Linked DNA regions of Homo sapiens: regions 1 and 3 are each linked to region 2. The links are chromatin contacts, found by Hi-C in ENCODE. All regions are on one chromosome and are shown on one strand. The core of a region is the stretch at or near the end of the contact, and the rest is flanking DNA. Distances in the headings are between cores, read along the strand shown.

Region 1 (3,936 bases), core at 1,014-3,513, 2.8 Mb after region 2:
TGTATGGTCTTGATAGAAAAGATGTAGACAGCCAATGGGATGAGAACTCCAAGAAGGGCTCCAACCCTGAGGGAGAATGAAAAAGAATTCACATCAGAAACCAGGTGGAGGCTGGGCGCGGTGGCTCATGCCTGTAATCCTAACACTTTGAGAGGCTGAGGCAGGCGTATCACTTGAGGTCAGGAGTTTGAAAACAGCCTGACCAACATGCTGAAACCCTGTCTCTACTTAAAAAAAAAAAAAAAAAAAAAATTGGCCGGGTGTGGTGGTGGGCACCTGCAATTCCAGCTACTCAGGAGGCTGAGACAGGAGAATCGCTTGAACCCGGGAGGCAGAGGTTTCAGAAAGCCAAGACTGTGCCACTGCAGGCCAGCCTGGGTAAAAGAGCAAGACTCTCTCTCAAAAAAAAAAAAAAAGAAAAGAAAAGAAAAGAAGAAGAAACTAAGTGGAAACTCATCAATTCATCAATATACACAGGGAATGCATGCAAAGATTAGTGGGAACCTTAGCTCTAAGAATATACATATGTTCAGGGCCTTGACCCTGTACTCCAGACAATTAGCTCTGGGTGTGTCAATTTCAGACACTCTTCTTCACAGAGCCCCAGTCTCCTGCCCCATGTGCAACACTATCTGGAGCTCAGAGCCTTTGTACCCAATTTCACTTTTGCCAGTACTCTGCTTTATGACTGGACTCTGCCTCCATAACTAATAGATCAATTATGGTAGCACTTACAATCTGCCAGGGACATGTCTACATGCTTTATATCCTAAATCATTAAGATCCACAACCACCCTATTACTTAAGTATGATTATTACCACCAGTTCACAGACAAGAAAACTAAGCTACAGAGAGATCAAATGCCTTAACTGAGGTCACTCCACTCACTCCACTAGTAAGGGGTGATGTTGGGATTTGAATCCATGCAGTTGGCTCCACAGTTCACACTATTAAGCAGATGTTTCTCTAGGAAGCTTTTTTATCCACTTACTGAGAGGCTGGGGGAAAGAGTTCCAGAAAGCAACCACCTGACTCATGAGCAGTGACCATTCTCTGGGATATGACCCACCCACTTCACTGATACCTAGTGCTCATCACTTTGACAAATACAACTAAGATTGTTTCCTGCCTTGGGTTTCATGATTGCAATTTTCAGAGCTGGCCTCTGGATAAGGTCCTTTTTCTAGACATTATTATGCCCCATATTTGTATTTGTCAGGAAACTGGAGAGTTTATTCCAGGAACTAATTTGAAATTATAAGAATTTTTTTTCGTCCGTCAGAATAACCATTCATGAAAAGATAATGCATACATCAGTGAAGGAAGGTTCTTAAAATGGGTCAGCCAGAAAAAGGAAGAATTAAATTGGATGGCATGATTACATAGGACAACCAAGGACACCAAAGGGGCCCAAAGAAAAGAGAGCCCATGAAGAAATAGAACTGACCAGCATGAAGGTTGTACTTGGATGTTTAATGTGAAGCTGTGTTCGGTTGCCTTTTTCAGATGGAGAGAAGACGGTCCCAGTCTTCTAGGTCTGGGAAGCCAGGTCTACTATGGAGGCCTTAACTCCTGTGTGGAAAAGGCTGAGGTAGCACATTTCACCATAGGAGGAAGAAGAGACACCAGTGAAGGATACACAGCAGTAAGAGATATGGAAAAGAACAAGGGTAATGAATGGTAATTAATTCATTTATTTGCCCATTCATTCATTCTACGAATATATATGGAGCACCTACTGTGTGCTACCCTCTGGGGCAGATTTTGGCTTCAGGGAGCTTACTTGACAGTTGGGACCCAGAAAATGAGCAAAGCAATTGCCCCTTTCTTCCTGTGTACATATCAGAGGGGTAGATGGAGTGAATGCTGTGAGAACATAGGACAGGAATGAACCTTCTGTCAGGGTCTCATGAAAGCCCGGGTTGGTGAGTTTTAAAATGAGACCTGCAAAATGAGAAGGAATCTGTCACACAAAATGTAGGGAGAGAGGGTAAGGAAGAAGAACATTTCAAAAAGAAGTGTTGTTGTTTATTCCCCAAAGATGGCCAGAAAAGTGACTAAGAAAAGATCACAGGACTCCAGGTTGCCTGGGCAATCTCTGAGAGCCCTGTCTAGGGTGAAGTGGGAGTGAGACCAACAGAATAGTGTTAAGGGGACAGCTTATGGCAGGAAATGGGGACAAGCAATGCATGTGATTTGTCTGAGCTGGAGTGGGGGAGGATGAGCTTGGTTTTGCTATGTCAGGCCATTAGTTGGGGCAATTTTCAGTTTCCATTTGAGCCTGAGCCTGGAGTAGGTGCATTCCAGATATGCAGAAATCATGACCATGGAATGATTCATCTCCAGTTAGCTCCCTCAAAAATTCCCCACAGTCACTATCTGACACCTTTTCCTCAGGCCTCCACCTTGCACCTCCCCTGCCCCCTCCAGAATGACTTTGTGTCATTCTTCACTGAGAATGAGGCCATCAGAGAAAGCCTTCCTCATTTCTCCCTTTTCTACCTCTTTATTTCTCTAGATCTTCACCCTCCCTTTTTGGGAGAGGAACACTTCCTCCCTCCTGCAACCTTCCTCCACCTATCTATACTCAAACATTAACTACTAATGTGATCAAAGAATCATTATTCCTTCATTCCATAAATAACTCCACACCAGCACTTGATCCCTGTCTTCCTTTCTCTTCTGTAACTTGTACCACAAATCATGCTTGTTTATTTAATTTCTCCCTCACTACCACCATCTATTTCTAAACCAACAGCCTACTCAAGTCTGCCTGCTTCCCAAGAGTCCTCACTCAATCCTGCTTATCTTTTTGGCCAACCTCCAACTCTCTGGAATTTGACCTCAGGACTTCTTGGAGATGATTGGATGGCTGTTTTTACCTTCTAGTGACCCACTCACTCCTCAGCCTTTATCATCTGACTTTCCAGCCTGCCTATGTGTTTTTTACCCTGTTGCAGCCCCTGCCACCACCCCAGAATGCTGTTCTGTTGCACTCCTACCCGCTATGGGACTGTGTACCTGCCAGGCCTCTAGATGCTGCATCCCTCTCCTTGACCCTCATCTGAAGCCCAACCCTATGCCAATCTATAGAATGAACCCCAATTCAGACAAAAGAGATGTCAAGGTAACCAACTCCACCCTCTGAGATCCACGACTAGCCAAGGCTTGCCATTGCTCCACGTTACATCTCTGTTGTGAGAGCCATCTTGATTCTCATGTGTGAGCCCAGATTTGGCTCTAAGACTGATCTCTTAGTTTCATTCCTGTTCAACCTATTTGTTGAGCATGTATTATGGGCCAGACTCTGGCACACAACTCCTACACATGATTACCCCTCCCGTTCACAACACGGCGATGCTGGAGAGCCCTACATAGTCAGCAGACCCATGCTACAGAGGGTTTGAGGAACTCTTCCAAGGACACACAGCCATTCCATGGTGGAACCAGAACTCAAACAGGCATTCTGATTTTAGAGCCTTTGCTCAATAAATAGTTATAACAGAAGAGAGAGTGGAGACGTGTGTGTGTGTGTGTGTGTGTGTGTGTGTGTGTGTGTGTGTAGGGGTAGAAGATAGTGGTGGGGGAGCTTTCTGAGACCCTGCTACTCATGCCAGATTTTCTGGTCCTGATTAGCTACTGCCTGGCTGCCAGAAGCTGTTATTATCACTCACTCCCGTGCTCCTGTCACTGGGCTTGTGGAAACTTGCCCTTCCTTCTGCTCTCGGTCTCTGATGCTGACAGCTATGCTGGAAAATCCCATGCTGGCCACTGCCACACTTACCAGAGGCATATTGTACGTGCTGGTCTGGACTTCCTGCCTGACCCCTACGTGTCCTGTGCCTGCCCCTTCACAGGAGGTCGGTCTACTTCCTGGCCAGGGCCTTTCCAGCCTGTCTCACCCCTGTGCAGGTAACAGAGCTCTTTTCTCTGCC
Region 2 (3,651 bases), core at 848-3,347:
GAGCCTCTTGGCTTTAACACATACTGGCCAACTTGGGACCACAGAGGAGGAGCTAAAACATGAGGGATTGGTTTAGGAGGTAAGGGGAGACCCAACATTCATGGCTCTGGGCTTCGGTCATTTGTTCTCTTGTTGGACTTTTTAAAAATAATTTCAACTTTTATTTTAAATTCAGGGTGTTTATGCGCAGGTTTATTACATGGGTATATTGCATGATGCTGAGGTTTGAGGTATGATTGATCCCATCATCTAGGTACTGTACATAGTTCCCAATAGTTAGTTTTTCAAAATTTATCCCCCTCCCTCTCTAGTGGTCCTCAGTGTCTAATAGTAAACATTTGCTACGTCTAAGATTACATGTTAATGATACCGGAGATTACACATGTGCAAGAGGCATAGCTAATGCTTCAAACAGTATAGAGATGGGAATAATTTATATAAAACAGAGAATCTGGGATAAAATCTATGTACTTATATTATAAATTTGGGATTTTTCCCTAAGGAGATGATATTTGAAGTTTTACAAGAGGCATTCATTCATTTAGTCATCAAAAATTTGTTAAGCACCTATGTAATAAACACTTCTAGGTGCTATAATAATAAAATATGAGTGAATGGCAATGGGGAGTTATTTGTTAATGACTCTAGAGTTTCAGTTTTATAAGATAAAGAGTTCTGGAGATGGATGGTGATGGTGGTTGCACAACAATATAACTGTTGGCTTTTTTTTGTTTGTTTTGTTTTTGAGATGGAGTCTCACTCTGTTGCCCAGGCTGGAGTGCAGTGGCGTGATCTCGATCTCGGCTCACTGCAACCTCTGCCTCCTGGGTTCAAGCGATTCTTGTACCCTAGCCTCCTGAGTAGCTGTGATTACAGGCACCTGCCACCACACCTGGCTCTTTTTTTTTTTTTTTTTGTATTTTTAGTAGAGATGGGGTTTCACCATGTTAGCAGGCTGGTTTCAATCTCCTGACCTCAAGTGATCCTCCTACCTCGGCCTCCCAAAGTGCTAGGATTACAGGCATGAGCCACCGCACCCAGCCATAACTGTTCTTAATACCATTGAACTGTACATTAAAAATAGTTAAGATAGTATATCTTATATTATGTATATTTAAGCACAATAAAAATTGAAAACAAAACAATAACAAAATAGATAAATGAATAAATAATTTAAAAAAACATGAGGAAACAAAAAAAGACCTTTGCCCTCTATGGAGCTCATAATCTAGCACGGGGCAATAGACACTACATATTATATTATTTATACATTAGAAGGTCATAAGTGCTAGAGGAAAGGTAGGGGGATTAGGCATCTCTAGGTTAGTTGCTGTTTTAAAAAGAATTGTCAGAGTAGGCCTCTTACTCTTTGATCAAAGACATGGAGATGATGGAATTAGCTACATAAATATCTGGGTTCCAAAGCAGTGAGAACATCCAGTGCAAAAATCCTTAGGTAGGAGCATGCCTGGCACGTTCTAGGGATGTCAAGGAGGCCAGTGTGGCTGGGACAGGGTGGGGGCAGAGAGAGATAGGTAGGAGTTGAGGTTACAGTGGTAAAGGGAAGTCAGATCATATGGGTTCTTGAGATCGTTGGAAGGACTTTGGTTTCTACTCTGAGAGAAATGGGAACCATTGCAAAGTTTTAAAAAGGAGAACGGATGATGTGACATATTTTAAAAGGATAATTATTTACAGAGAGAATAGACTCAAGTGAAGAAGCAGGGTACCTGCTTAGGAGGCTGTTGTATTAGTCTTTGGGTGAAAGATGGTGGTGGCTTGGACTAGAGCAGTAGCAGTATTCGTGGTGGGAAATGGTCAGATTTTTACATATTTTAAAGGTAGCGCCAACAGAATTTCCTAAAGGATTAGAGGTAGGGTGGAAAAAAGAAAAGTCAAGGATGACTCTAAAGTTTTTGACTTGAGCACCTGGACTGTTGGAATGACATCATGGGAGAGGCTTTGAGTGAGCAGTTTTTTTAGGGGGAAGATCAGGAGTTCAGTTTTGAACACATTGAGTAAACTCTGTTATTACAATTTGGTTTTTTAAGTTGCACAAGTGAGGGCCATGGAAAATATGAGTCAACGGTATAGTATCTTTCACATAGTATTGGCTCAGAGTAGGCGTGTCCTTTAGATGTGGAAGAAAAAAGAGGATGTAAGATTGTAAGAGCTCTGTTGCTGACTCATGTTTTTCATGACTGTCACTTGTGCAACTTAAGAAAATTAACTGTAATCATAACAGCTAACAATATTGAGCTGTTACTATGAACAAATAGATGACATGTTAACTTATGCTAATGTGTGTAATTGAAGGAAATGTTAAATTGCAGTTAGAGGGTAGTGAGATTCCCATCCAAGTTCATGGAATCTGTCTTCTGTCCTTGGACTCCAGATTGAGAACCCTGCAGTGATTTTTAGTTTACAAATACCCCTGGGCCTAGATTGTTATCCTCACAGCAGTCTTAAGGAATAGGTCAGTGAGGTTATCCCTTTCATACTCGGAAGTCGGGAGTGGCTTGCCCAAGATAAAAACATGAATTCAACTTCCAGGTTCTCTGACTTCAATGCCAACAATTTCTCAATATTCCCTGCCACCCAACTTTCACTGATCATTTAAAAACTTACAAAAATGTTAGAATAGTACAGTACAATGAACACAGCATACTTTTAACCTATTTCACTAACTGATTATTGTGCCACATTTGATTTATGTCCTTACAAACACACACATACACATACACACAAACACACACGGGAGTTTTTTAGTGACTTTTTAAAAAGTAAATTGCAGGAATTCTGTCACATCCAAGTATGTTTAACCTGCATCCCTTAAGAATAAGAGCATTCTAGAGAACCCATAAATAAAGTCACACACCTACAACCATCTGATCTTGGACAAAACTGTCCAAAATAAGCAATGAGGAAAGGACTTCCTATTCAATAAATGGTGCTGGGATAGCTAGCTAGCAATATGCAAAGGAATAAAACTGGATACCTACCTTTCACCATATACAAAAATTAATTCAAGGTTGATTAAAGCTTTAAATGTAAGACCTCAAACTATTAGAATCCTAGAAGAAAACATAGGAAACACTATTCTGGCCACTGACCTTGGGAAAAAATTTATGATTAAGCAATTGCAGCATAAACAAAAATGGACAAATGAGACCTAATTAAACTAAAGAGTTTCTGTACAGCAAAACAAAAACAAAATAAAAACTATAAACAGAGTAAACAGACAACTCACAGAATGAGAGAAAATATTTGCAAACTCTGCATCCAACAAAGGTCTAATATCTAGTATCTATAAGAAATTTAAATAACTCAGTAAGCCAAAAACAAATAACCACATTAAAAAGGGGTCAAAAGACAGAATGGACGCTTCCCAAAAGAAGACACACAATTGGTCAACAAACATGAAAAAGTGCTCCACATCATTAATCAGAAGAAATGTAAACCAAAACCACAATGAGATATCATCTCACACTAGTCAGAATGGCTATTATTAAAAAGTCAAAAAACAATAGATGCCAGTGAGGCTGCAGAGAAAAGAGAACACTTATACACTGTTGGTGGGAATGTAAATTAGTTCAGCCACTGTAGAAAGGAGTTTGGAGATTTCTCAAAGAACTTAAAAAAGAACTACCA
Region 3 (2,500 bases), core at 1-2,500, 2.7 Mb after region 2:
TTTTTTCTCTGTATTCCAGACTCCTGGCATTTAATCTATTGGGTGGGAATAAATGACGTAAATTGTACTCATATTTGCAAAAAGCCCAAAAAAGATGTTAAGGCTGTTAACAACAGACGTCTACGCTACAGTTGAAATGGGCTAGGTGAATTGAGACAGAATTCTATGAACATTTTATGAAGCTTTCCTTAAATTTCTAATTGAAAATTGCTACTGTTTGTGTTACTGTTGATTCATTTCATTTAAGTCTTGGTCTTGTAGATTCTATTGATACCCCATTCTTGGGGATGAAAAACAATGTTAAATGCGCACATTTGTTAGGAAAATGGGCTGGGTGGGAGACGGAAGGCTTTGGCCGCCATCCTAGGGCATTCCTGTGCATTGCGATGGTCAGCATTTCTGTATCTAAACATCGAAAAAGTACAATAAAAATACAGTATTATAATCTGGGACCACTATCATACACGCAGTCTTTCTTGACCAAAACATCCTTATGCCGTGCGTGGCTGTGCTGAGAAGGAGGAGCACTCGTCCTCTCCAAGCACATCCAATTTGCCTCAGTCCTCATGACTCCCGCCCTGTTACCAGAACTGAGCTCATTTGTTATTGAAGTTGCTTTTCTTATACCCAGCCCAGTTTTCCATTGATGCTTCCGCTTATTCTATGTAGGTATTTTCATTTATCACACAATATCCCTAGTCTAAGACTTCATTTGAGGAAAGAAAAAAAAAAAAACCTCTGCTGCTAAAAATAATTTGAAAACTCCTAGACAATAGGACCTTTCAAATCCCTTACAATTCTAACAACCAGTGAATTCATGCTTCACAGCCATTCAGATCTATACGTATGAAATACAAGACATATGTGTTCAACTTTCCTTCATCGCCTCCTTTAAACTTTCTTTTTTCTTTTTTGAGTCAGTCCCTGCAGGAACAGACCAAGTGAGCCCATTAAGAGAACAGTTCATTCCCACCTGCTACCTCGAGCCAGCCAACAATCTCAGCCTCACCACTCCATTCTTGATTATGTAGAACCATTCCAATCCTGAGTGACAGGATTTGCAAAGACAGCTGTTGGGCTCCACAAACATTTGGAGGAGGGGAAAATGTGAGGTTGGTTGCTACATTCTCCTACTTCTTTTTACTGAAAGGAACAGCTGCGATCTTCACATGTAAGATGAAGTAAACAAAAGCTGACAATGCCCAGCACCATTCAGCAGTAAGCATTCAAATGGATTTTTCCTCACCGCGTTTGCAGGCCCGGCACAGTCTCAGTTCCCCACAGCACAGAGAGGAAGCAAGGTCTTTGCATGCCCTGTTCACTTGGCCAAACATTGCCCTAGATGTGCAATTCAACCCATATAAAGCAAGCGTAATTCAAGAGCCCTGACTCTTTCACCATTTCATGATGGCTTATTACTCGCACACGGCATTGTCAGGTTCCAGCAACTCTGTGTGCAGCAGGCAGAAATGCAGTGTTTATCTCTGACAGGCAAACATTCTTAGGCTCATCGGCATGAGTATCCACGCTGAACTGGCTATCGGGGAAGTAGATCCCTGCATGGGAAAGTCAAGGTATGTTTAGAGGGACTCGATGATTCAACCCCATTGGCTGGTTCATTCCTTTTGTTTCCTCTGCCTTTTTATTTGCTTACACAGAAAACAGAGCATTCATTTATTTCTTTTCCCTCTCTCATCTCTATTAACCACTAGGGCCATCTGCCCATCTGAAACTGTCTTTGGCTGCATGGTTGTGAATCCAGGTGACAGTGAAAATGAAGAAGTGGTGATTGTCCCTGCATGTTTTCTCTGAAGGGTTAACTAAAAAAAAAAAAAAAAAAAGCCTTTGTGTCTGTTTCGAGTTCTCCAGTTGAAATACTGTACTCATTGAACTGCAAGAAATAAAACCTGCAAGTAGGCACTGTGCTAATGTAATAGAAATGTGTTAGACAGGGGCACTATTTCTTAAATATGCTTGAATTAAGCAAGTTCTTTTAAAAAGTGGGTGGGACTTTTGATGTTTTACATAGTTATATTTTCAATTTCTTGTGCTCAGTTTAAAACTCAAGATTCTTTGTTTCTGTGTGTGTCATTAGGGCAGGTGTTGGATGACAAGTAAATGCACTGAAAAATGAAAAAAAAAGATTTGTGCCCTAACCTCCATGAATTTGGTGACTTAATATATCCATACAGATCTGACTTTTAATCAAAGGTGCTCACAGGTGGGGTAAGGGATAAGGAGGAATTTGTCTACAGGATCCTTTTATCCTAAGTTGCCTTACAACATCCAATTGTGTTACCGTTTTTTTTTTTTTTTTTACAAACCCATTGCTAGGCTAAGAAGTATTGATTCCATCTAGTTAAACATGTCGAGTGAGAGGAAGTGATCAATGGATTACTTCTTCAAAACATTTATCCCCCCTAGTGGAATCCTCTGATTTTTATAACATTAAAGAGCCAGGTATAGGAGTTGGGAGAAGAATTTAAAATTTGAAATGTCT

Evidence for each region. A loop is a pair of places that touch in the nucleus more often than their neighbours do. Pooled maps may share reads with other maps.
Region 1: a loop to region 2 is called in a map with no recorded cell type, with 9 times the contacts of the local background. The contact joins two enhancer-like sites. A Hi-C loop is called at or near these places in 2 of 37 single-sample maps with no recorded cell type and 3 of 50 pooled maps.
Region 3: a map with no recorded cell type shows a loop between it and region 2 (7-fold over the local background). The contact joins the promoter of LINC02397 here to the enhancer-like site in region 2. A Hi-C loop is called at or near these places in 3 of 37 single-sample maps with no recorded cell type and 1 of 50 pooled maps.

The regions. Positions count from the first base shown.
Region 1 is chr12:92,549,813-92,553,748 of GRCh38, forward strand. No RefSeq gene overlaps it. Among named protein-coding and RNA genes, the nearest start is that of LINC02397, 85 kb to the left of the region's middle. RefSeq lists enhancers at 2,070-2,509, 3,639-3,828. Within about 2 kb of position 2,264, at least 19 of the 41 ENCODE cell types and tissues checked have a DNase peak (open chromatin) inside an H3K27ac peak, as active enhancers do.
Region 2 is chr12:89,754,759-89,758,409 of GRCh38, forward strand. All of the region lies in intron 2 of LOC107984543 (a long non-coding RNA gene), which reads left to right. Among named protein-coding and RNA genes, the nearest start is that of ATP2B1-AS1, 48 kb to the left of the region's middle. Within about 2 kb of position 2,098, at least 7 of the 41 ENCODE cell types and tissues checked have a DNase peak (open chromatin) inside an H3K27ac peak, as active enhancers do.
Region 3 is chr12:92,465,429-92,467,928 of GRCh38, forward strand. LINC02397 (long intergenic non-protein coding RNA 2397) reads left to right here and starts at 1,251. Exons shown (of 2, transcript NR_144532.1): 1 at 1,251-1,574. RefSeq lists a silencer at 885-1,179 and enhancers at 892-1,399, 1,156-1,305, 1,506-1,595, 2,376-2,435.